3 separate regions of the Homo sapiens genome follow, and all the other regions are linked to region 1. A link is a loop called in an ENCODE intact Hi-C map of the cell type or tissue named here. Cell type or tissue: heart right ventricle. All regions are shown on one strand. Region 1 overlaps GARS1-DT (GARS1 divergent transcript). Region 2 overlaps SCRN1 (secernin 1). Region 3 overlaps NOD1 (nucleotide binding oligomerization domain containing 1).

Evidence for each region. Hi-C counts contacts between places; a loop is a spot of excess contacts. Peaks named below come from ENCODE experiments on the same cell type or tissue, not always from the same donor. Only the 100,000 strongest peaks of a DNase experiment are listed, where the experiment ranks them.
Region 2: it touches region 1 in a loop (8-fold over the local background); 2 of 110 quality-filtered maps call a loop at or near these places.
Region 3: it touches region 1 in a loop (2.1-fold over the local background); 6 of 110 quality-filtered maps call a loop at or near these places.

Annotation. Positions count from the first base shown.
Region 1 is chr7:30,560,869-30,568,868 of GRCh38, forward strand. GARS1-DT (GARS1 divergent transcript) reads right to left here. Exons shown (of 7, transcript NR_038889.1): 3 at 7,965-8,000; 4 at 2,863-3,130; 5 at 598-1,260. Among named protein-coding and RNA genes, the nearest start is that of GARS1-DT, 13 kb to the right of the region's middle. RefSeq lists an enhancer at 3,711-3,760. In heart right ventricle, a CTCF peak has its summit at 3,614 (motif pointing left); a DNase peak (open chromatin) is centred at 3,593; H3K27ac peaks cover 747 bases.
Region 2 is chr7:29,952,810-29,960,809 of GRCh38, forward strand. SCRN1 (secernin 1) reads right to left here. Exons shown (of 8, transcript NM_014766.5): 3 at 2,370-2,551. Among named protein-coding and RNA genes, the nearest start is that of FKBP14-AS1, 32 kb to the right of the region's middle. RefSeq lists an enhancer at 7,856-8,000. In heart right ventricle, no CTCF peak of the experiment used is centred here; a DNase peak (open chromatin) is centred at 3,532; H3K27ac peaks cover 2,486 bases.
Region 3 is chr7:30,428,958-30,436,957 of GRCh38, forward strand. NOD1 (nucleotide binding oligomerization domain containing 1) reads right to left here. Exons shown (of 14, transcript NM_006092.4): 11 at 7,041-7,124; 12 at 4,139-4,222; 13 at 417-500. Among named protein-coding and RNA genes, the nearest start is that of LINC01176, 42 kb to the left of the region's middle. RefSeq lists an enhancer at 5,326-5,465. In heart right ventricle, no CTCF peak of the experiment used is centred here; a DNase peak (open chromatin) is centred at 4,404; H3K27ac peaks cover 4,872 bases.

The sequences.
Region 1 (8,000 bases):
AAAAAATGAAACTATTTTGTCTGCTTTACAAAGAACTGTAGGCAGCCAGGAATCGTGGCTCACACCTGTAACCCCAGCACTGTGTGTGGGAGGCCGAGACAGGCTGATCACCTGAGGTCAGGAGTTCAAGACCAGCCTGGCCAATATGATGAAACCACGTCTCTACCAAAAATACAAAAATTAGCTGGGCGTGGTAGCACGTGCCTGTAATCCCAGCTTCTAGGGAGGCCGAGGCAGGAGAACTGCTTGAACCTGGGAGGGGGAGGTTGCAGTGAGCCAAGATCACGCCACTGCACTCTAGCCTAGGCAACAGAGCAAGACTCCATCTCAAATAAACAAACAAACAACTGTAGGCTATAGTAAAGATGCCAACAGTGGAAAATGCCAGTGAACATTATCAGATTGTATTAGAATAACAACATTGGGATCTTCTAGCAAGATTAACTACTACATGGAATTATGTGTCAAAGTTGCCAATTTAAGGACTTATTTTGCCTTCAAAACTTGTTATTTCTGGAACATCACTCATAGGATTTGTATAAAGTATAATGTGCATACAGACTTATTAGTATTTATTTGATTTGCCAGAAAACTCACTGTTAGAAGCAGTCATGCCAGGAACACACTCATAACGTGCAGCAGCTACAGGCCAGGCTGGCTGATGAGAGGCTGAAAGCGTCTCCTCTGTGCCCTTCCGGGAGTGGTTCCCAGAAATGTCGGTCTTAGCCTCTGACCCAGTGTCAGCGTGCTGTTCTCTTGCTCCTCCCCGATGTCAGTGGATTCATTTTTATCAAAAATGTCTTGATGTTTATTGTTAAGCTTGAATTCCCACACAATTTTAGCACTTCCCCCATTTTCTTGGTGTCTCAAGTGATTTTTCTTGGGACTCAGAGTTCAGAGAAACATGCATTTCCAGAAAAAAGCTGGGAAGGGACTCTTGCATGGGAACACTGTCTAAAAGCACTTTCACCTTGGTTTCTGGAAACAGGCACATTGCAAGCTACAGTTTAGGACCTGATGCCACTTTGAAGGTGTGTCAGCTGGACACAGAAAACGAGGTTACGGAAACAATGGTCCCAGCACAGCTCACTCTCCACCACGCTGCGCTCTCTCTCCTTAGTCTTGTGGGGCTGGAGGCACAGTGGCTTAGAAGTGGGGTGACCTGGTTGTGATCAAAAGGCTCCTCCCTCTGTTCACCATCCATGGAAAATGTGCCTCATCTTGCACCACACACCAGTGGAAAAGGGAATTTTAGGAAAACTAGGACAAACAAAAGTTGAATAGTTAGAGCAGAGCCTCTAGTATGGGAAGAACAGTGCTTAAAAATTACAGAAATTGCAAAGTATAAAATAAATAGAACACACTATATGAAATGTAAAACTCTCATGCATCGTTTTCTAAAGAACAGTATCAAAAAGCAAACAATATGACTTCCTTGTTAGAAAACAATTTGGAAAAATGGGTCTTTTTTGCATTTTTGATACAATTTGCTTCAGTAATGCCACTGATCGCAATTTATTCTAAGGACGTGATTCTAAATGCACAAAAGGAGATTTATACATATGGATGTTGATTCAACTCTTCCCTCTCTCCACCCAGAGCAACCAGGCATGAGCTCATCCTCAAAGCTGGGCACACGGGGCCACTGTCCCAGGATGCTGGGTGCTTGGCCCTGTAAAGGATGAGGAAAGGAACAGCTTTTCATTGCAGACAGTGGGGTCCGATAAGGCTGTTCTGGCCACTAGATGGTGGTTGTGTTTATCGAAGACTACTGGATGCCTGCCAAATATCTGTGTTAGTCCATTTTCACACTGCTATAAAGAAATACCCAAGACTGGGTCACTTATAAAAGAAAGAGGTTTCATTGACTCACAGTTCCGCATGGCTGGGGAGGCCTCCGGAAACTTACAATTATAAGGTCATGCTTTGGCAGGAGAAAGAGAAGCAAGTACCTTCTTCACAAGGAAGCAGGAAAGAGAGAGGGTGCACAAAGGGGAAAGAGCCCCTTATAAAACCATCAGATCTCGTGAGAAACCCCTCACTATTATGAGAACAGCATGGGGCAAACCACCCCCATGATCCAATCACCTCCCACCAAGCCCCTCCCTTGACATGTGGGGATTACAATTGAGATATTGAGCTTGGAACGCAGGAGGCGATGCTTCTGCCCTCTTGACTCTGGTTAGAATGTGCATCAGGTGAATCCTGTTTAGTCCTGGTTGCTGAACCACAGAGGGAGTTGAACATACTGGAGCTTATCCAGGCAATATGACCGTCAGGAAACTGCATCACTGAGGAAGTTCTGAGGGAGTTGGAACTAGACAGTTTAAAGCGACGGCCGGACAAGCTAGTGTCTCCTAGGAGCCAATGGCTAAGGGCAGAGGGAGCAGAGGGGTTCTGTATGGCCCTGGAGTGCAGAGCAAGTATCGGTGAACCGAAGTTACAGGGAGGCAGATGTTTGTCTAAGACAAAGAATCTTCTCGGGGTCAGAGCTGTCCGTGTGGACCGGAAGCCTGGGGAGGGAGTGAACAGCACAACCTGAGAGAAGTTTGAGAGGAGGCTGAGGAGTTCCTCTGCTCCCCCAGGAAGTGTGGAGCAGAAACCACATCTCAGATGCCCGCAGGAGCCAGGTGAGTCATCAGGAGGAGTGGTACAGCTACAGGCACACACATTAGAAATTAAAACCAACAGCAGCATCAATAAATACTGTGCAGTCCAAGCAAAACCTGCTGTGGAGGTGGGATTCAGTGACGCCCAAACTCTGCCGTGGAAAGTGGACGGGGGAGTGTATTGGTTTCTTGGGGCTGCCGTAAGAAACAACCACAACTGGGGGGCCTAAACCACAGAAACTCACCGACTCACCGTTCTGGAGGCTGGAAGACCAAGATCAAAGTGTTGGCCGAGCCATGCTCCTGCTGAAGCCGCTGGGGGAGGCTCCGTGTAGTTTCTGGGAGCCCCAGGCATTTGTGGCGTGTGGCAGCATCTCTCCGATCTCTGCCTCCATCTTCACACGGCGGTCTCTGCTCTGTGTGTGTCCAGATTTCCCTCTTCTTAATAAGGACGCTTGTCCCACTGGGTTCAGAGTCCACCCTACTCCAGCATGAGCTCATCTTCATTTAATTAAATGCATCTGCAATGACCTTTCCTGAATTAGGTCATACCCTGGGGTGACTTTCTCTTTTTGGGGGACACAATTCAGTTCCTAACAGGGAGTCTGAAGTCCACCCTGCTGGACACTTGTCAGCCTGGAACAACACCTCGCTTTGGAGGGGCTTTTGGCTTATGCGTGGGTTTTTGCCTGTCTCATATTCCTTGCTTGAGTAAGCTTCCTCCTTCCCACCAAACTGCGAGGTCCCAGCACCATTTAGTGGCTGAACCACCTTCTCTCTGCAGAAGAGGAATAGGGCATCTGGGATGCCGTAAGTAAGAGCTGAGAGGGGCTTGGAGGACCTCTCTGAGGTCCCTCTCCGGGGGCGGGACCTCTTCTGCTTGGAACCCTCTGGCTCAGAGGCAGGCACTGAAGGCTTCTGGAGGCAGAACCTGTGCATAGCTCCCACACAGCCCTGGCCTTGCTCAGCTGTTGATTTGTGGGTAGCTGCTGCCCTCTGCTGGACAGAGTGAAACGTGCTCTCCTTCCATTTCCTAGGACTCTTGTCTCCCTATCACAAGTTCCATTTCCTTCCTAGGACTCTTGTCTCCCTATCACCAGTTCCATTTCCTTCCTAGGACTCCTGTCTCCCTATCACAAGTTCACAAACTCACAGAGCAGAAAAGGGCCAGAAGGTCGGCAGGCCCAGCCCCATTATTCAGAGGCGGATACTGAGGCCAGAGAGGGGAAAGGCCTTGTTTAAGGTCACACAGATAGTTAGAGTAGGAGCTGGGACTAGAAATGGGTGGCCCTCCCTCAGCAGGGTCTGGAGGTGTGGGGTCCTGGAGGAGAAAGAGAAGGCACCTTACTCCTAGTAGAGACACCAGAAGGCTGGTGGGCAGTGTAACCAGGACCACCAGGTCAGCCCACCCACGTAGGAAAATCCCCTATCAGGCTGTGTGAGTGATCCCAGCTTTGCCTAACTCCACAATCCTAAAAAGTCACCTATAAACAGAATCTTTGTCAGTCAGATTATTTTCCCCTCTACCACCTTCTGTGTCCCAGATGCAGTTTTTGTGGCTGTTACCAATTTCATCATACAAGGCCCAGGGAGAGTATAGTAGGGCAAGCGCATTGCTCTAACAAATAGACCCCAAATGTATAATAACTCAAAGAAAAGGGAAGTTTACTTTTTGCTCGTTAATAGTTCAGTGAGCCTAGCAGAAAAGGGAGGGGAATGGCCGGGCGCCGTAGCTAAAGCCTGTAATCCCAGCACTTTGGGAGGCCGAGGCAGGTGGATCATGAAGTCAGGAAATCGAGACCATCCTGGCTAACACGGTGAAACCTCGTCTCTACTAAAAATACAAAAAATTAGCTGGACATGGTGGCAGGCCCCTATAGTCCGGGCTACTCGGGAGGCTGAGGCAGGAGAATGGCGTGAACCCGGGAGGCGGGGCTTGCAGTGAGCCGAGATCGCGCCACTGCACTCCAGCCCCGGTGAAAAAAACAAGATTGTCTCCAGTGGCCCTTCCTCACTTGGGTACCACTGAGTCTCTGATAAATGACTTAGTTATCAGATTTGGTTTCTAAATTTGGTGGATGTGGAGACAGAGCTGTGATCATCTTTGGTGCCCTATTAATTCCAGACTCTTTAAGTAGATAGCATATGAGAGCAGAGTTCACCTTTTCCACCCAAAGAATGTTACACCTCTCCAGGATGGTGCCGCAGGAACCTCCACTCTGTCTAAATACTGAGACATCCTCTGGCTGAGCCTGATCAGAATATGAAATTGAGGCAGGAAAAAAGTTTGGACCTGAAATTTTCTTTTTATCTTGAAATGGCAAGTGAATTTAGTCTTTGAGCTTTCATTTCCTACTGGGAATTTCATAATGGTACATTGTTTCTATTACACTGTAGGGCATCTTATTGTTGGCATTTTATTATTGGGGTATCTTAATTTGTCATTTAATCTCCCTTTGGAACATGGGATGAGCTCTCTCAGACCATGTTGTTCCTGGTCCAAGCCGAGGGTCAGGCTGCTGATTCTCGCGGCCCAATAACAAGATGCAGTTGAACTGGGAAGGAAGGAAGTTTATTTTTGTAACCGGGTACAGGGAGAAGGCCTGGAATATATCACCAGACTAACTCAAAATTACAAAGCTTTCCAGGGTTTATATACCTTCTAAGCCATATGTCTACATGTAAGTGTGCATTCATCTAAAGACGTAAGTGATTAACTTCTTCTAATCCATAACTAAGGTGTGAAGACCTTCTTCTGGAGCCTCAGTAAATGTATTGAATCTAGATGGGTCCAAGTGCTGGGGTGATTACCCTTATCACATCTCCTGCTAAATCACGGAGGTTTGAGGAGTTCATTTAGACCTCCAATAAAACTTGTGTCTTCAGACCCCCAGTAAAAACTTTTCTTTTCTTTTTTTTTTTTTTTGAGATGGAGTCTCACTCTGTTGCCCAGGCTGAAGTGCAGTGGTGTGATCCCAGGTCACTGCAACCTCCGCTTTCTGGGTTCAAGCGATTCTCCTGCCCCAGCCTCCTGAGTAGTTGGGACTACAGGCTCCCGCCACCATGCTTGGCTCATTTTGGTACTTTTAGTAGAGACAGAGTTTCACCATGTTGGCCAGGAGGCTGGTCTCAAACTCCTGACCTCAGGTGATCTGCCTGCCTCAGCCTCCCAAAGTGCTGAGATTATAGGTGTGAGCCACCGTACCCAGCCAATAAAAACTTACTTAATCCTAAATGGGTCTGGTTAAGAATTCCTTCCTCCTCTTGTCATGGTTCAAGGCACAGGAAAGACTTAGGCAAAAACTTGTGGTGGGCTTTTGTTCTATTCCAGCCTTTGTATAAGGTTACTGGCTCTTTCAACTTTTAATATTTAACTTAACCACTCAGTCAGCGCTGAAACAGTTGTTACAGAGGCCTGCCTGTTCAGCTGCTAGAGAGACCTAGGATGCCACAGTGTGGATGGGTAGAATTTGGGATGGGAAGTAGACTAAGGAGGGAATTTTCAGCCAAGGGTACAGTGTCCTTGGAGAGAATTTGATGTATACATTTTAACTGTTCCAGCCTCAACTGATGCTTGGTTCATCTCCCAGGACTCTGCTTTCCCCACAGTCCTCTCCAATGGGTGATCCTTCATCCCTGGGCTGCTCTAGACCACAACCTCTGTGTCTTGGGTAAAACCTTGCTCCACTGAAGTTCTTGGCACTTCCAGTCTAGTCAGTGCCCACCATCTGCCAACCTCCTACTGTCTGCCTTCATCAGTGAAGACCGTAATCATAGGCTCTCAGCTTCCTTCCCACTCAGAAGCCTCCCGTGACCCTGGATGACATCAACACATTCCCATGAAGGGCCGTACTAACACCCAAGCCTACCCTATTGCTTCAGTCTCTTGACCTACAATCATCCCCATCTCCACCCACATTAATGACAATTCTCATGGCAAATAATGACAATTTGTCATTATTCAGAAATGTACCGTTTCTGAGATATAGGTTTATTATCCCTAATCTGAAAATCTGAAATTTGAAATGCTCTAAAATCCAAAACCTTTTGAGCACCATTGTGATGCTCAAAGGAAACAATCATTGGAGAATTTTGGATTTCACGTTTTCAGATTAGGGGTGCTGAACCTGTATAATGCAAATATTCCAAAATCTGAAAACATCTGAAATCTGAAACACTTCTGGTCCCAAGCATTTTGGATAAGAAATATGCAACCAGTATTACCTTCAACATCCCACTCTCTCTAACTGTAAACTTCCATCCTTCTAGCTCTCTAATTTACTTATTTCTTCACTTCTCCTTGTAAATGTTAAAGGAAAATAAATCTTGGGACCTCAAAGTCACTAAGCCAAAGGGAAAAGTCAATCTGGAAACTGCACGCAAACCTGCCTCTCATTATATTCCTAAACAAGATAGCTAGACAGAACTCAAAGTCATCCCTCTGCTCACGTGAGACAAATGCATAGCTGATTGCTTCCTTTGCCCTGTTGTTTCACTGAGCCAGGCTAAGGCTTAAGTGATTAGTCCTGTAAATTGTGTATTCAGTGAAAGGCTTATTAGAAACTCAAAAGAATGCAACTGTTTTTCTCTTATCTACCTATCACCTGGAAGCCCCCTCCCTGTTTCCAGTCATCCCACCTTTTTGGACCACCTGATATATGTCTTAACATATATTGATTGATATCTCATGTCTCCCTAAAATGTGTAAAACCAAGCTGTGCCCCAACCACCTTGCACACGTCAACAGAACCTCCTGAGGCTATGTCATGGATGTGTCCTTAACCTTGGCAAAATAAACTTTCTAAATTGACTGAGACCCATATCAGATATTTTGTGTTCACAATTGGTAATCACAGAGGGATTCTGAGTGAAGATGCCTCGATCTTTGACAAATCTCCTATCAGTGCGTGGTAGCAGCCTGAGCTGTCTTTATGGCTGAAACCAATAGGACAATTGGCTGAGGCCTGGGAGCCACCCCACCCCCAGAGAATCCCTGATCTCCCCAAATTTGTTGAGATCTGAAGTTTATTTTGCTGTGCAACTCCTTTTTTGGAGTTTTACTTGCTTCCAACAAGGAAGGCAAATTTTCCTGCGTCCATGATGATGGAAGGCAGGTAACTCCTTTCTGGAGTTTGAGCTCGTTTCCAGCAGGGAAGATGAGTTTCAGTTTTTTCCTGCTTCTAGGATGGGAGAGAGCAGACTTCAGCCTGAGACTCATTACTAGGTAAGTAGCTGAATTGGAGTTTTGTCTTGGCTAGAGTTAAGACTAACAGCCAGCTGGTCTTAATTTCTCCTTACTATTAGAGCACTCAGTGACCACATAAATTGTGTGATTGTTTGTTTGTTTCACTTAACTGTTTTTGTTGTTGTTGTTGTTGCTGTTTGTTTCTG
Region 2 (8,000 bases), 610 kb before region 1:
TAAAGATGAACTCAAAAGATCCACTTAAGGTGCAGATGCCTGTGACTCCATCCCCACCCTGAAGAACCTACCAGTGCTCTTCACACCCTTTTTATTACAATAGCTGGACATGGCTAGCCCAAGATGGAGTTAACGTTATATGGTGAAGGTTAAACTCTCACCCTGTCATCTACTCCTGACCTTGCTAATTATCACAATGCCAAGTCTGTGACAAACATATCTTCTGTGTCTACCTCCCTCAGCCTTGCAGCTTCAGGTCAAATGAACCTGCCCCTCAAAGCATTCCCAAATATGACCAGTCTGTGATAATCTGTGAACATCCCGCAGTGTTTGCTGAAGGCCACACCCTGGAATTCTGTGCCATTCACGTGGCATCAAATCTCAGATCACTTTGAGTTACCTCTCTCCTACTATCTTCTTATATTATTCTTAAAATTTCCATTGCTCAATTTTCTTCTTCCTGCAACCAGACTAAAATCCCTTTGAAGCTTTGAGCTGCTTCATGTACCCACAGAGTCTAGAACAAAGTAGATATTCAGTAAACTCCTGTTGCTTTATTGGTTGATAATCTTAAAAAGATATATCAGGTGCTCTGAAGAAAGGCAAAAAATCCTCTTCCACTGTCCCTTAGAAATCAACTGTTAAAATGGTAATTTTGCCTGTTCTATAAGTCTCATACTGCAAATACAGTAAAAAATACTGGAGAGCTGTCAAAACATAAGCTAAAAAAAAAAAAACTTCTTGTTATTCTATACATTTCATTTTGCTAATCAAGAGAAAACTAGCTATATATAACTGGTTTTTAAAAACTGGCTTTTTCTGCCTTTTCCCCAGCTCAGGGAAGCTGCTCCTCCTGAGTTTATAAGAATGAGGAACAGTAAGGAAAGGTAAGGAAGGCAGGAAGTCACTGTGCTACCAAAAGGGTGTCCCTCGCAGACCTCTCCATCAGGTGGCAGAGGAGTGAGTTCCCGAGACCACTGTCTAAATGTGCCATTTCCCCCTACAAAACCAAAATCCAACCCCATTCCTTTTTCTAGGATGTTAGCTTTGGGAGTTCTTCGGAAGTCATCCAATCTAGACCTCATATTGAAAAAATGAGGAAACTGTGGCCCAGAGAGGTGATGTAACTTGGTACATCCACACTGAAAGCCAAGAACTCCAGCTCCCAGCCCAATCTTCTTTCAACTATGTCATGATTTTATTTCATTTCACTATTTCAGGGACAAAAAAAGGCATTTCAGAATGTTGCTTTGTTCCAGCCTACCTTCTACTTTAGTCATTCATTCAAAATTCAGTTATTGATCACTCATTACAGGCCAGGCACACAGTTCCCAGTGCTTATGACACAGCAGTGTACAGACAAAGATCCCTGCCCTATCCAGCTCGCACAGCAGGTTCCTTCTGCTGTGTAGTGGCTGGGAGAGGGGAAAAAGGAAGAAAAAATAACTGAGACATAGAGAGGAAAGGAGGGAAGTGATCTCTGTTCTATTTTTCTTTTCTAGTTTATGATTTTTCATATTTTTATATATATATTATATATTTCAAGTACTATAAAATCCACCCATTTAAACTGTACAGTTCAGTGGTTTTTAGTGTACTCACAAAGTTGTGCAGCCATCACCACAATCTAAGGTTTAGAACATTTTCAACACCCGCAAAAGAAAGCTCATGCCCATTAGGAATCACTCCCCATTCTCTCACCCACACCCAAACCCCAGGCAACCACTAATCTAACTTCCTGCCTCTATGGATTTGCCTATTCTGTATATTTCATATAAATAGAATCACAATATGTGACCTTTTGTGTCTGGCTTCTCTCTCAGTATAATGTTTTCAAGATCATTATGCTTTAGTATGTATCTATACTTGATTCTTTGTTCATTTGTTTTTGATGGAGACTCGTTGTTGTCGCCTCAGCTGGAGTGCAATGACATGATCTCGGCTCACTGCAACCTCCGTCTTCCAGGTTCCAGCAATTCTCCTGTCTCAGCCTCCTGAGTAGCTGGGATTATAGGCGCCTAGCACCACGTTCGGCTAATTTTTGTATTTTTCGTAGAGACGGGGTTTCACCATGTTGGCCAGGCTGGTCTCGAACTCCTGACCTCAGGTGATCCACCTGCCTCGGCCTCCCAAAGTGCTGGGATTACAGGCATGAGCCACCATGCCCAGCCACTTGATTTTTTTTTATTGTTAAGTAATATTCCATTGTAATCCACTCATTTATCTCATCATCTTAAAGTTTCTATCAAAAGGCACACATCATCTTTGGAAGGATTATGTTAAAAAATGCAAGGTTTAGGGAGAAATAAATCCTGTCCCCATTTCCAACCTTTTCTAGGAAGTTGTTTCAAAGAATCACCATGCAGTACCTGACCAGATCCATCCCCAGCAAGGCTTCTATCTCGGCAGCTGGCTCTCTGGTGTTGATGGCTTCATTGGCTATGCACACTCCATGTTCATTGGCTCCCATTTCTGCTCCCCAGAGCCAGGCGGGTCTGCTTATCATTATGGCATAGGTCCTTGGAACTTGGTCGATTGAAATGTAAGTGCACTGAAAAACAAACACAGGAAAGAAAGCGCCATCACCTGTCAGGTACCACCTCATTTCTGCCTGGGTACTTATACTGAACCATCATATTAGTTACAAACAGAGCCAAAAAATAAAAGGCCTTGGGAATACCCTGATTTTTAAGTCTTCACAATGCAGCTCAAAAGTCTCCATGGTGAGTTTCAGACTGTGTGGCTTATGCCAATCTATTCCTGGTGCTCACGTAATAGGGCAATCATCTTGAACCAGGTATTCAGCCAATCATCATCCTGAACATCCTAAGCCTGCCCATTTCAACAGGCACAGGCGGCTGCCAGCATTCACCAATATTGAACACAGCTATTTACGAGCCCTACCTTCAAAAGAAACTTCACCTAGAAGCCTAAGATAGAAAGCAGGTAAAAGGGAAGATCTTTGCCTAAAGAAAGCAGAACCCTGAGTCCCCCTGCAAGGACCCTTTGGGTTTCCTGAAACACAGTTTGATAACCTACATGGTTGCTCTAGTGGTAGAAAACAGAAAAGGATAATAACATTTGCATTTAACTACTGCATTACACTGTGGGATTTCCTGCCTGTCCCATTTGATCCTCACACTAAGACAGTGAGGTGGACACAGAAGGAAACAGTCCCATGGAGGTGCATCTCCAGCTGCTGTCAGAACTGCAGAACACACAACTTAGTGGTGCATCTTACCTTCTCCAGGCTGCAGTGGCTTTACCTGGAAAATGGGGGAGCTAATTTGAGTCAAACTATTTCTTCCCAAGTATTTTTAACCTCAGAACACCTTCTTCACACGAACTCTTACACAGAATCATAAGCACAATAAAATCAGTCAAAGTATGTCCAGGCAAAGGGAGGAAGAGGCCCGGGACCAGGATGTGGGTAACCCTCAGAGTCTCGCCCTCCTGTGCTTCCCTTTCCCCTCCCCACGTTGTGACCCACGGCAGAGGAACCTGCAACTAGCTTCCCCATGGGGGCCTCCTGACTCTGACATTCTACGAGCCTATGACACACCCTTTGTGTGGTGGACGCTGTATTGAATTCAAGTCTCTAAGTTACACAGTGCTCTGGAGCTCTCAAGGGAGAATTTTATCAGCTGCAGGAATCATTTACATTTTAAACGGGGCAGCTGAAAGCAACAGCAGCCTTAGATCTTTCTTTTTTTAACTCAAGACCCAGCTATATCGACTGAATGCAGCCCACAAAGCTATTCTGTATTGATTTCCCATAATCGCTAAACCTCAGGTAAGAGCTGAAACCCGTGTGACACACACACTCACTGGTCAGGTGACTTTGGGTCTGCACAATTCATGTTAAGGTGTTGCTCTGCACTGGGATAATGTCATTTTACTTGATAAATATTTGCAAACTGAAAACTAATTATATCCAGAGGTTTTCAAGAGACTCTTGAATTTTTCATGGCAAACTGACAATAAAATATACTCAAGATTTTCCCTCTATGCAGTTCCCAAAAGTTATTTATTTAAAAAAAAAATGATTCTTGTAGAGCACGAAGCTGGCCAGAGCAGTAATCAAACTCTGCTCCTCTGTGCTCTTCTAAATGGAATTGACGTTTACATCTTAACATTGCACTCTATGTCAAAAAGTAGTCCAGGCATTGACCAACACTTTCCAAAACCCCTGTCCGCACTGAGTGCCAGTGGCAACTTTTGTCTTGAAAACAATGAGTAAATAGGAAAAGAATCTCAGCTTCTTAAGCACAGATTTATCATACAGGTTTTTAAAAGGGCAGAAAAAAAGTAAAAATTAGGAAATGGTTTATTTGTCTTCAAATTCATTTTTACACACTCATTTCCATTTCCCCAATTATTTACAGAACACCAACTACATGCAAAGCATTTTGTGCTAAATGCTGCAAGCAGAAAATCAGTGAGGAGGCCCAGGCCCTGTCCTTTTGGCTGGGGAGGAAGGCAAAGGCGCGCACACAAATTCCTACGAGCCCAGGCCAGCTTCAGTGTCTCCCAGGCCTGCCTGCTTCATTCCTGAAGCATCGTGCCACTGCCTCCTGCTTTGCCCTTCTGATCCACCCAGCCCAGCTCTGCTTTTCCTCTTTGCCGTTCCATTCCATTTATCCCCTTCTGAAATACTACAGAACTGATGGACTTATTACATGTACTGTTTATGTATACTATCTCCCCCAGCTAGAGTGTAAGCCCCAAGAGGGAAGGGGGATATCTTTGTTATTTAGTTCACTGACATGCCCCAAGTCTGGTATATATCAGGCATCAATAAGCCTTTTGTTGGATCGGTGGCTGAATGGATGGCTGGAGAAATTACAAAGCTCTAAGGGAGCACAGAAGGTAAAAGTCCAAAGAAATGAGGAAACACATCCGCATGGTCCGCTAGAGGCTGTATCACGTGGGAGAAATCTGGGTTGACCTTAAAAAATGGGCCAGCCATCAAGGTACTCCAGACAGAGCTAAGGGCTTAAGAGAGGAAGGGGCATGTGAAGGGTCTCTATGGTCCAGAGAGGTCCCTGCTGTGCCATGTGGGGGAGCTGCCATGATGTCATTAAGGCACAGAACTACAAGGGCTTAATACAGATTGCCTGATTAAAAAAATGTTGACAATTGAATCAAAAAGACCAGATGGTCTTTGCAGGAGTTCAAAATATATGCAGCCAACTTGATGTTTTTCAGGCCAAACTCGGAATGGTGAGGAAGGAAGGGGATCCCCAAGTAGCCAGATGGGCCCAATCAGCCCTCCTAAGCACCAGACCGAAAGCCAGGCAGCCAGATCCCTTCACAGGCCCCGAGCCTGGAACACATGCCCCTTGCTGCATCTTTGTCACGGGCCACAGAGCACGGGCCTCATAAGGGCTCTTCTATGACAGCCATTCACACCTGCTCCATTATGTTTTAAATCTGGCTAATCACAACCAGGTGGGGTTGGGGAGGGGTAAACACACTTGTCTCATGTAGATAGACTGGCTACTTAAAATCCCACTTTGGGAGCAGATCTCACAAAATCAGGAACACTTACACAAAATTTAATTAGCTCAACTTGGTAAAGTCAGCCATCTAGAACATGAACTCCACAGCCACTTTTAAATATAAAATCCACCCACCTTTACAACTGCCACATTATTAATGAGCCAGAGAAGTGGGATTTGAGGAAGCAAAAGAGGTTTCTCTAGGTACAAATATCCAAAAAGCACCTGACATCTTCTTTCAGTGTGGCAAAAACAATTTAGTTCCCCAAGTCAAAATTCCTAGCTTAATTTCTATTAGAAAAGAAAAAGAAAAAAGGCAAGTGTTCACCACTTAAAAGATGGATCTTTACAGAGACGGTGCTGGTCTCACCTTTGGTTATTAAAGTGAACTGTGGAAAGAGATGAGCAATTGGTCTTTCTGCCCCATGGCCACTCCCACCCAGCCTTTCATAAAATAAATCTGTCAGCTAGTGTGACTTCTGGGTGCCCAAGTCACATAACAATATAAGAATGCCCAGAGCTGGAGTGTGGGCAAGCATTCTTCTAAATGTCAGCACTGCCCAGTGCTAATCAGGGGGTTTCCAAGGATCCGCCTGTCCTGAGCTTGCCACTCTCTCAGGGACCACCTGCCAGGTTAGGTTGGAGGATAGAAAACATGAGCCTCGAAAAGAACCTAGAGCCAAAGACAAAAACAATTCCACAGAGCAAGCCCTTCATTATTTTGTGAGATTACGTCGAAAATGAAAAGAAAGATCAGCTTCATGCCGTCACTTCACCCCATCCACATTCCAGCACACACTATTTCTGGATATGACCCAGTGAAAGGGGAAACAGAGACACTCACACAATAGACGTTTCAATTAATGAAACACAACCATTGTGCCTTTCGTACTGTACTCAAGATGGTGAACACAACCCTGGCACCACCAGCAAAAACCATTGTGAGATGAGTTGATGAGTCAGCCAAACTTCTTACGGTGGGAGAAGATGGCAAAGAAAATGGGATGCTTTGGAGAGATGTTTTTAGCTTTTAAAACTTTGTAGCTCTAAAGAAGCATTAATAACTATCACTGAGGGTTTTTTATTTATTTAAAATTATATATGTGTGTGTGTGTATGTGTGTATTTTGTTTGTTTGTTTTAGAGATGGTGTCTTACTATGTTGCCTAGGCTGTCCTCCCAATACCTGGGCTCAAGCGATCCTCCCCTCTTAGCCTCCCAAGTAGCTGGGACTAGAGGTGTGTGCCACCATGCCCTCCATGTTTGTTTTTATTTTATTTTTTTACCCCAGTGTCTTGCCTGCTATTTGACTGGTTTTAGGAAATGTATTCTTAAGGTTCATATAAGTTTAAATAAAGACAAAAGAAGGTGCTGAGATCAGAGGGCAACATCCTCAACCACACTTTAGAAGAACTGTTTTTTATTTCACTGAAGCATAAGATCTTTGGGGAGGAACAATGCAAAGGTCTGAGATCAGAAATGCATCTGGGAAAGGGGACATTATGGAAGGAAGCCCTCTGCTAAGCCATGTTCTCTTGGAAGTGAGGGAGACACTTCTGACTCCATACAAGACTGGGGACTCCTGATTCTGGAGCTGACTAGAAGAAAACAAAAAAAGAAAGAAAGGAAGAAAGAAAGAAAGTGGGGGGAGGGAGGGAGGAGGGAGGGAAGGAAGAAAGGAAGGAAAGGAAGGAAGGAAGGGAGGGAGGGAGGGAGGGAGGGAGGGAGGAAATCTGTCCAGTGGTCATGGAGCTTTGCTCAGCTCTCTCTGATTCCAGAATGACTTGTACTTTCCTATTGTAAGAAATAACTTTCAGAATTAAAATTCAGCTCCCCCGACTCCCGCAACATACACACACCCCACACATCACAAATATAGCCTCCATCTGGACAATTTTACTAACAATGCTACCAGCCATCATTAACTGGTAATTTTCTATTCTTCTTGTAAATATTTTCAATGATAAAGAAAGGGGAAATAATCTACCAAAAGCCTCCCCCAAATCATGAAAGTTATATAAACTCATTGACGACAGTGAATCCATACGGTATTTCATGTAGTGGAAAACAGACAAAAATTTAAGCTAATTTGAAAAAAAAAATGAGGAAATGATAAAGACTTTAAGAAAGGAAATAATGGAGACAATATTTATTACCAAAGAAAGACTCTTTTAAAAAATATTATGTGTCAAATCTAACTTTGTTATCAAGAATTCTGTCTCTGTAAATTCTGGTATAATTAGCCTCTTGGACACCAAGTATAAGTAATGTAAACCTTAGCCAAAATCCACTGTTTTTCTGGAAAAGTAGTCTAATGTTGGATCCATTTTTTTCCTAAATAGAAGGTTCAACCATGTAAGAATGGACCTGTACCATCCATGAGCATGCATGCATACACACACACACATCCACACACACACACATCCACACACCATAATCCAGGAAGTTATTCCTCTGCTTCCTCAACACGCCTACCTAGAGGGAGGGCAGGATTTGGGGT
Region 3 (8,000 bases), 130 kb before region 1:
ATGTCTTACGGAACCCAGAAAAGGGGAAGAATGAGCTCCAAACTCCTGGCCAACACAGTCATCTCTCAATTGCTGAGTCCCAGGGGGATTTACTTCCACTAGGAAATCATTTCACTGGCCACTTCCCCCATCCCACCCAATGAAGGTAGATGAGGGCGGGGGCCCAGGGCAGGAGAGCACAGAATATGGAATCAGGCATTCTGGGCTGAATTCTAGCTTCTCTCGTAGTGACCTTGGGCAACCTTATTTCACTGGTCTGGGCCTCTGTCTACCTCTGTAAAACAGAGGTAATACCATTACTGTGCAGGGTTGCTGGAGGAATAAACAGAAACCACCCTGCGTTGTGCCTTGCACAGTCAGTGGTGGTGAGTAAACAGTCACTGGTGTTATTACTGTGACAAACGCTGGGATCTTACCAAATCTCTGTTATGCCAGTGTTGCTCTGTAACGCATCTGCCAGCTGGGCAGTCCCCTTAGCTGTGATCTGATTCTGGATAAGCCTGAAAGAAGAACATAACTTGTATAAAATCCATAATACTGGATCAAATTTGACCCCTTCGTAAGGGAGTTGCAAGGGTGTTTTGGGATAAGAGACAAGTTGGTCAGGGGAAGAACTGAGTCCATGTGACTTTGTATCTGGCTAAAAGTGTCCAGGTAAGATCCACTAGAGTAAAGGATAGCTTGATATTTTTTAAATTTTCTGTTTGTTTTTATAGTGAACATAATGTAATACATGAACTGATGTGTGTGTTTGCATTTTTCACTGCAGAGGTGCATAATCAAAATATTTGGGGCCGGGTGCAGTGGCTCACACCTGTAATCCCAGCACTTTGGGAGGCCGAGGTGGGTGGATCACGAGCTCAGGAGATCGATACCATCCTGGCCAACCTGTCTCTATTAAAAATACAAAAAAATTAGCTGGGCATGGTGGTGTGCACCTGTACTCCCAGCTACTCGGGAGACTGAGGTAGGAGAATTGCTTGAACTGGGAGGTGGAGGTTGCAGTGAGCCAAGATCGTGCCACTGCACTCCAGCCTGGGTGACAGAGTGAGACTCCATTTATATTTTTATATATATTTGGGAGACCACCAATCTGAACAACAAATTGTAAGAAACACACCATGGGACAGGAAGTCTGACGTCTCCTTCCAGGTAGCTAGGGAAAGGCAAGGCAGGTTTTAAAGTTAAGAGGCTACCAACATGCAAGAGGGAGGGAGGAGAAACAGTTATGCTGCCATGAAATAGTTCTCATGAATAGTTCTCATGGGGCTCAGTGGAAAAGCTTTAATAATGGGGACTCTGAGAATGCACCCCATTGTTCTGGGTAGCAGTGATTCAAATGAAACAAAGTTTTCAGCTATCGCTAGGAAGCCAGGCCTCTCCTGAAATGCTCCCTTGGGCAGCTACGCTTCTAACCCAACCAGGAAATAAATGCATCAAGAGGCTGTAGTGTCTCCGCTTCATCACAGAGTCATTCCCTGCTCCTGGCTGTTTGTAGAATAGGCTCCTGCTAAACATGACCCTTAGAAATCCTGGCACTGACCCAAGAAGGAAGCCCTTACCAGGAAGACGAGGGCCCTATGCTGTCATGAATGAAGAGGACTCCCTCGTGAGAGGCAGTATTGCAGAGCGGGTGCAGCTCCTCTTAAACCCTCCCTCCCCACTGTTCAGCTACAGAACCTTGAAGAAATAAACGCATCTGTCTGTGCCTCAGTTGTGTCATCTGTAAACTGAGAATAACTATAAGAGTGCCCCCCATCCACTGGGTGTGTGAGATTTCAAGAGGAGGGTATTAGGCACAGTGTCCAGGGGGAAGGGAGCTCTTGTCACTGTTACTGCCCAAGCACACAGGACCACTGGTGGCTGGGCTGCAGCCAGGATCTGGTGCTCCCAGCCATACCCCACAAGGGCTAGGGCCCCTGGGTTCAATGGCAGAGGTAATGACCTTCCCTTTCAAAAGGGACAAAAATAGAACCAGGAAGTGGGCACCAAGTTCTGTATTCAGTTACACTCTGCTGTTTTCTAGTCACCACTTAGGCTTTTTTGAAGGCAGGGAAGGCAGCCTCCAACCAAGATGTGGCAGGAGGCCAGGAAGGAGAGCACCTAATGCCCCTAAAAAGCCTGCAGTGTCCAGGCACATCCACCCACTCGGGCTGCCTTCACTAGGGCCAGTGCAGGTTGGGAATGCACAAAGCAGCCAAGACTCTCTTTCTGACCCTGTCCTAGCTCTGCTCTCCCTGGAGAGGCTGGCCTGCACTTAGGGAATGGGATCAAATAATTCTGCAGGCTAAAAAGGAAAGAAAAAACAATATGTAGCAGAGTCTAGTCTTTTTGCAGAAATTGACAAGGTGAGTCTGAATTCATAAGAAATGCAAAGAACCCAGAATGGTCTAAACAATCTTGAGAAAGAAGAACAAAGTAGAACTCACACCTCCTGATTTCAAAATGTACTACACAAAGCTACAGCAATGGTCCTGGCATAGGAGAGACATATAAATCAATGGACCAGAACAGAGAATTCAGAAATAAACCCATACATTTATGGTCAATTGATTTTTGACAAGGGTGTCAAGGCCATTCAATAGGAAAAGATAATCTGTTCAACACGTGGTGCTGCCGGGACAGCTGGATATCCACGTGCAAGAGAATGAGGTTAACCCTCACTTTACACTATACAAAAATTAACTCAAAATGGATTGCAGACCTATATGTGAGGGGAAACAACTATAACGCTTAACAGAAAACTTAGGTGGAGTTCTTTGTGATCTTGGATTAGGCAATCATTTCTTAGATAAGACACTGAAAGCACAAGCAACCAAAGAAAAAAATAGATAAATTGGACTTCATCAAAATTAAAAACTATTGGCCAGGTGCAGTGGCTTTTCGCCTGTAATCCCAGCACTTTGGGAGGCTGAGGCAGGTGGATCACCTGAGGTCAGGAGTTCAAGACCAGCCTGGGCCTAAATGGTGAAACCCCATCTCTATTAAAAATACAAAATGAGACAGGCATGGTGGCTGATGCCTGTAATCCCAACTACTCAGGAGGCTGAGGCAGAAGAATCGCTTGAACCCAGGAGGTGGAGGTTGCAGAGAGCTGAGATCATGCCACTGCACTCCTGTCTGGGTGACAAGAGCAAGACTCCATCTCAAAAAAAACAAAAATTAAAAACTGTTGTCCTTTAAAGGTCACTATCAAGAAAGAGGAAAAACTCCACAGAAAGAAAGAAAATACTTGCAAAACCTGTATCTAGTAAAGGTCTAGCACCCAGAATATATAGAGAACCCCTATAACTCAGCATTAGAAGACAAACCCAATTTTAAAATGGGCAAAGGATATGGAGACATTTCTCCAAAGAAGCTATACAGACTCCCAGTAGGCACATAAAAAGACATTCAACATTGTTGTCATCAGGGAAATGCAAATCAAAACCACAATATTACTTCACATCCACTAGTATAACTAGATTTTAAAAGATGGACAATAATAAGTGTTGGTGAGGATGTGGAGAAATTGGAATCCACATACATTGCTGGCGAGAATGTAAAATAGTACATCCACTTTAGAAAACAGTTTGGTGGCTCCTCAAAAAGTTACAGAATTGCCATATGACCCAGAAATTCTATTCCCAGGTATATTCCCAAAAGAGATGAAAACATATGTTCACCCAAAAGCATGAACAGGAGTGTTCACAGTAGCATTACGCATAATAGTCAAAAAGTAGAAACAACCCAAATGTCCCATCAACTGATTAATAAACTGCAAAATTTCCTTAGAGTGAATTATCATTTAGCCATAAAAAGGAATGAAACATGCTAGAACACAGAGACAAAAGGTCACATATTGCTTGATTCCATTTATATGAAATGCCCAGAGTAGGCAAATCCATAGAGACAGAAAGCGGATTAGTGGTTGCCAGGGTCTGGGGAGGAGGACAGGGAGTGACTGCTTAATGGATACCAGGGCTTTTTGGAGTGGGGAGGAGGAGTGAAAATGTTCTAGAATTAGGTGGTGATGGTTGCACTAAAAACCTCTGAATTGTATACTTTAAGAGAGTGAATTTTACAGTATGTAAATTTTATCTCAAAAAATACTTTTGAAAAGTAGCACAGTCTGAAATTGTAAGGCTCTCTGAGTTACCATAAATGCTTTAACGTCTGGTTGACTTTCAACATTTCTGCCAAACTCTCTGCCACTTCATCGTTGAGTTCATTTTGGGTCAGCCTAAGGAAAAAAAAGGAAGTATTTACTCAAGAGAGCCTACTTGGCAGACATTGTTTTAGAGTTCACAGGAGCGGGAGCTCAGCCCAAGGCTCTCCAGCTATGCAGATGATCACTTGCTGAGAACCCAGAAAACAGCCAGGCTCCAAGCCCAGCCTGTCAGCCCCACAGAAGGTCAATGGGACTCATTTTTAATGCAAATCCTGTACCTGGGCTCCTATTTCTTAGCCCAGCTACCTGTAGAGGAGCCCACCCTCCCTCCCCACCTTTGCTGAGCCCTCAGATTTCATGGAAGATGGGGGCCCACGGAAAACAAAGGGCCAATGCCTGCTTCTCAGTTCTCCTCTAGTCCCAGGGTCCCTTGAACACCACTGACAGTGTGTTATCCAAGTTAGTTTGAAGACCTGAAACAGTCACTGACTGCACATTAAAATGTGTTCAGTACTTTGCTCTCAGTTAACTTGTGAGGGACCCAAGTTAAGTGACTGAAAGTTCAGGAAGTCTCTCAATGGTCCTTAGAACCAGAAGTGGTCTGGATAAAGCACCAAAGCTCCTTGGTGTAAACAGGGTAGGACCCACTTGTGCCAGTGGACGAAAGAATCATTAGGAAGAAGAATAGAACAGAAAGAACATTTAAAAAAAAAAATTCCTTGAAGGGCAGTTTGGATGTGCCTGCCCAAATTTTTAATGTGCTTCATTTTAAGACAATCAGACTTCTAGAAATTTACCCTACAGTGTGCAAGGATATACACACAAAGCTTTATACATTGCAGCATGCATTGTGGTATTATCCTAATGTAAAATCTGAACAAATTTAGATCAGAAACAACTGATGAAATATATTGTGATATCTATTCGAGATGTTGTGCAGCTTGTAGGGAGAATGAGGTAGAATGAGGAGGGAGAAGAACACAGCATTGACATCTACTCCGGACTCAGCCTGGGCAGGTTTGTATCACCCACCAGCAGGGTGACCTCGGGCAACAGGCTTAAGTTCTTTGGGTCTGAGTTTTCTCACTGGTGAACGTTAACAGTAGAGATCGTATAGAGTGGTTGTGAGGCTGAGTGAGTTAACACAGGGAAAAAGTGTAGAATAACACATGGCATGCAGTCAGCACTTGAGGGCTTCTAGGTGTTGACATTACTACTATCCATGTGATTTCACTCTCCATGGGGCACCTGGCCATGTCCGGAGGCATTTTTGATCCTCACCACTGGGAGGTACAGGGCAGAGATGCGGCTAAACCGTCTATGATGCACAGGACAGCCCTACCATAATAAAGAATCACTTGGACCAAAATGTCAACAGCATCAAGATGGAGAAACCCTAAAGGAGACATGTAAAGTATGTGATTACAATATTTTTAGAGCCACTGCTTGAATGCTATTCTGTTTTGCATATCTTTGAACATACATAGAACAAAAGGCTAGAAAGGAAAGGTTATTTTGGAAAACACAAAGGGAGGTACTTTCACTTCCTCCTTTTAGCAGGAACTTTAGGAGGTACTTTCATGTCCTCCTTTAGTGTCTTACATTTTTTCCAAAAAACATAAACTACTTTTCAAAATGTTAAATGATTTGTTGAGGGGAAAGAATTTAAAATGCACTTACTGGACAGCAGGCCTAATGTCAAAACTCTCTCATGAAGAGGATATTGTCATTATTCTCAGTAACTAATTTAGCAAGATCAAATGAGCACTGGGCTCTGAGTAGATGATAGGGAGGGTTGTAATACAACTCCCTCACTTAACCTGTAAGGAATGTTTTTTTTTTTTGTAGATAGAGGGTCTCGCTATATTGCCCAGGCTAGTCTCGAACTCTTGGCCTCAAGCGATCCTCCCACCTCAGCCTTCCAAAGTACTGGGATTACAGATGTGAGTCACTGCTCCCAGCCACCTGTATGGAATTTATGATACAGAGATGTAAATACAAATAAAGCAAAATAAAACATTAAGTGGCCATAAAAAAGGGAACACCAACAAAAAACACTCTCAGGAGGCCACATCCACTTAGTAAGTGCCCTAGAGTGCAGAGAGGGAGCGAGGACTGTGGGCTTCAGGTGACAAGTGACAGATGAGCTGGATGGAGCATAAAGGCCAAACCCTGATGTGAAGACCTGGGGAAGGAGGAGGCTGCCTGGGGGAAGGCAGATGAAGAGGAGGAAGGGAGAAAATTTTGAGCCAAGTGTGTGGAAGTTGGCCTCTGCTAAGCACATCTGAAGGTATCCAAGGATACCTGGATAGCTTGCATGGCCAGCGTTCTAGTTCTCCTGGGGCCTAGAAGGCCAAGGCCTCAGATCCAGGCTCCCGGAGCCCACTTCCTCCTCCTGTACCTGTTTATGCTTGTAGAAGTGGCTATTCTCTTCTCTAGGAGGAAATTATCAACTTAACTGAAAGGCCTAGAGCCTTTCCAATTGGGAGACACCTTTTCTGTTAAGATTCCAGGCCATGTGCAGCCCCTGGGATAATTCCTGGGACCTAAACCCTCCAAAATGACTCTGTGCCAGGTGCAGTGGCTCACACCTGCAATCCCAGGGCTTTGAGAAGCCAGGGCAGGAGAACTGCTTGAGCCCAGGAGTTCAAGACCAGCCTGGGTAACATAGCAAAACCCCATCTCTACAAAAAATTTTAAAATTAACTGGGTGTGGTGGTGCATGCCTATAGTCTCAGGACTCGGAAGGCCAAGGCGGGAGGTTCGAATGAGCCTGGGAGGTGGAGGCTGCAGTGAGCTGAGATCACACCAATGCACTCAAGCCTGGACGACAAAGCAAGACCCTATCACAGAAAAACAAACAAACAAATGAAATGACTCGAGCTATTACCACAGTATTTCTAGAGACGTGTTCTGCTGCAGGGCCCTCGCAAGGCTCTTTCCTCCTTCTGTGGAGATGCCGTTGGACGCAAGACTAGGAAGGAACACACTTGGGGTGAATTATTAAAGACACATCTACATTCAATCTTAGCTTCAACATCAGAACAGCTGGGAAGCCTCTGCCTGGCTGTGGCCCCAGCCCAGGCTCACTCGGGGCAGGATGCAGAAGTGTTCAGCTGCAGCAGTAGTGCCCAGGCGCTGCTGCCCCAGAGCCCACACACAGAGCACAAGGGCAGGCTGGACGGGAAATGGGTCATCAGCACAGCCTGCTCACACAACAGTGGGCTGGGGTCGGCACCTCAGGTTTCTGCACATGGGCAGGAGGCTGGCGAGGCCTGGCAAGCTGTCCTTCTAAAGGCTGGCCCCATCAAGGTACCCCATCTGCAAGACCTGGCAAAGTCTCTTCTGCTACTGTCCCCACCTTCTTGGACTCTTTTTCAGTGGTAGGAAGAACAGCAGCAGAGCCGTGGACATACCAAGGTCCCAAGATTTGGCCAGCAGCCTAAGCGGGGGCTGGGTAGGTGCATCCCCATTTATAGAGAGGAAGAGTCCCTCTTTTCCAGCATCATCCTGAGGACAAGGAAGGGGCAGGAATCTGCTGGCCAGCATCTTATTAAGTTTCATCTGCACTTAGGAAACCCTCCCTCTACCAGCAAGGGACATGCAGGGATGGCTGAGGGGCTGGAAATGTCCTCTGTCTTGATGGGGGTGGTGGTTGGCTGGTGTGGGACACATGCAGAATTCACTGAGCTGAATAAACACTTAAGGTGATTCCTCAGGGATCTAGAACCAGAAATACCATTTGACCCAGCAATCCCATTACTGGGTATTTACCCAAAGGATTATAAATCATTCTGCTATAAAGACACAAGCACATGTATGTTTATTGTAGCACTATTTACAATAGCAA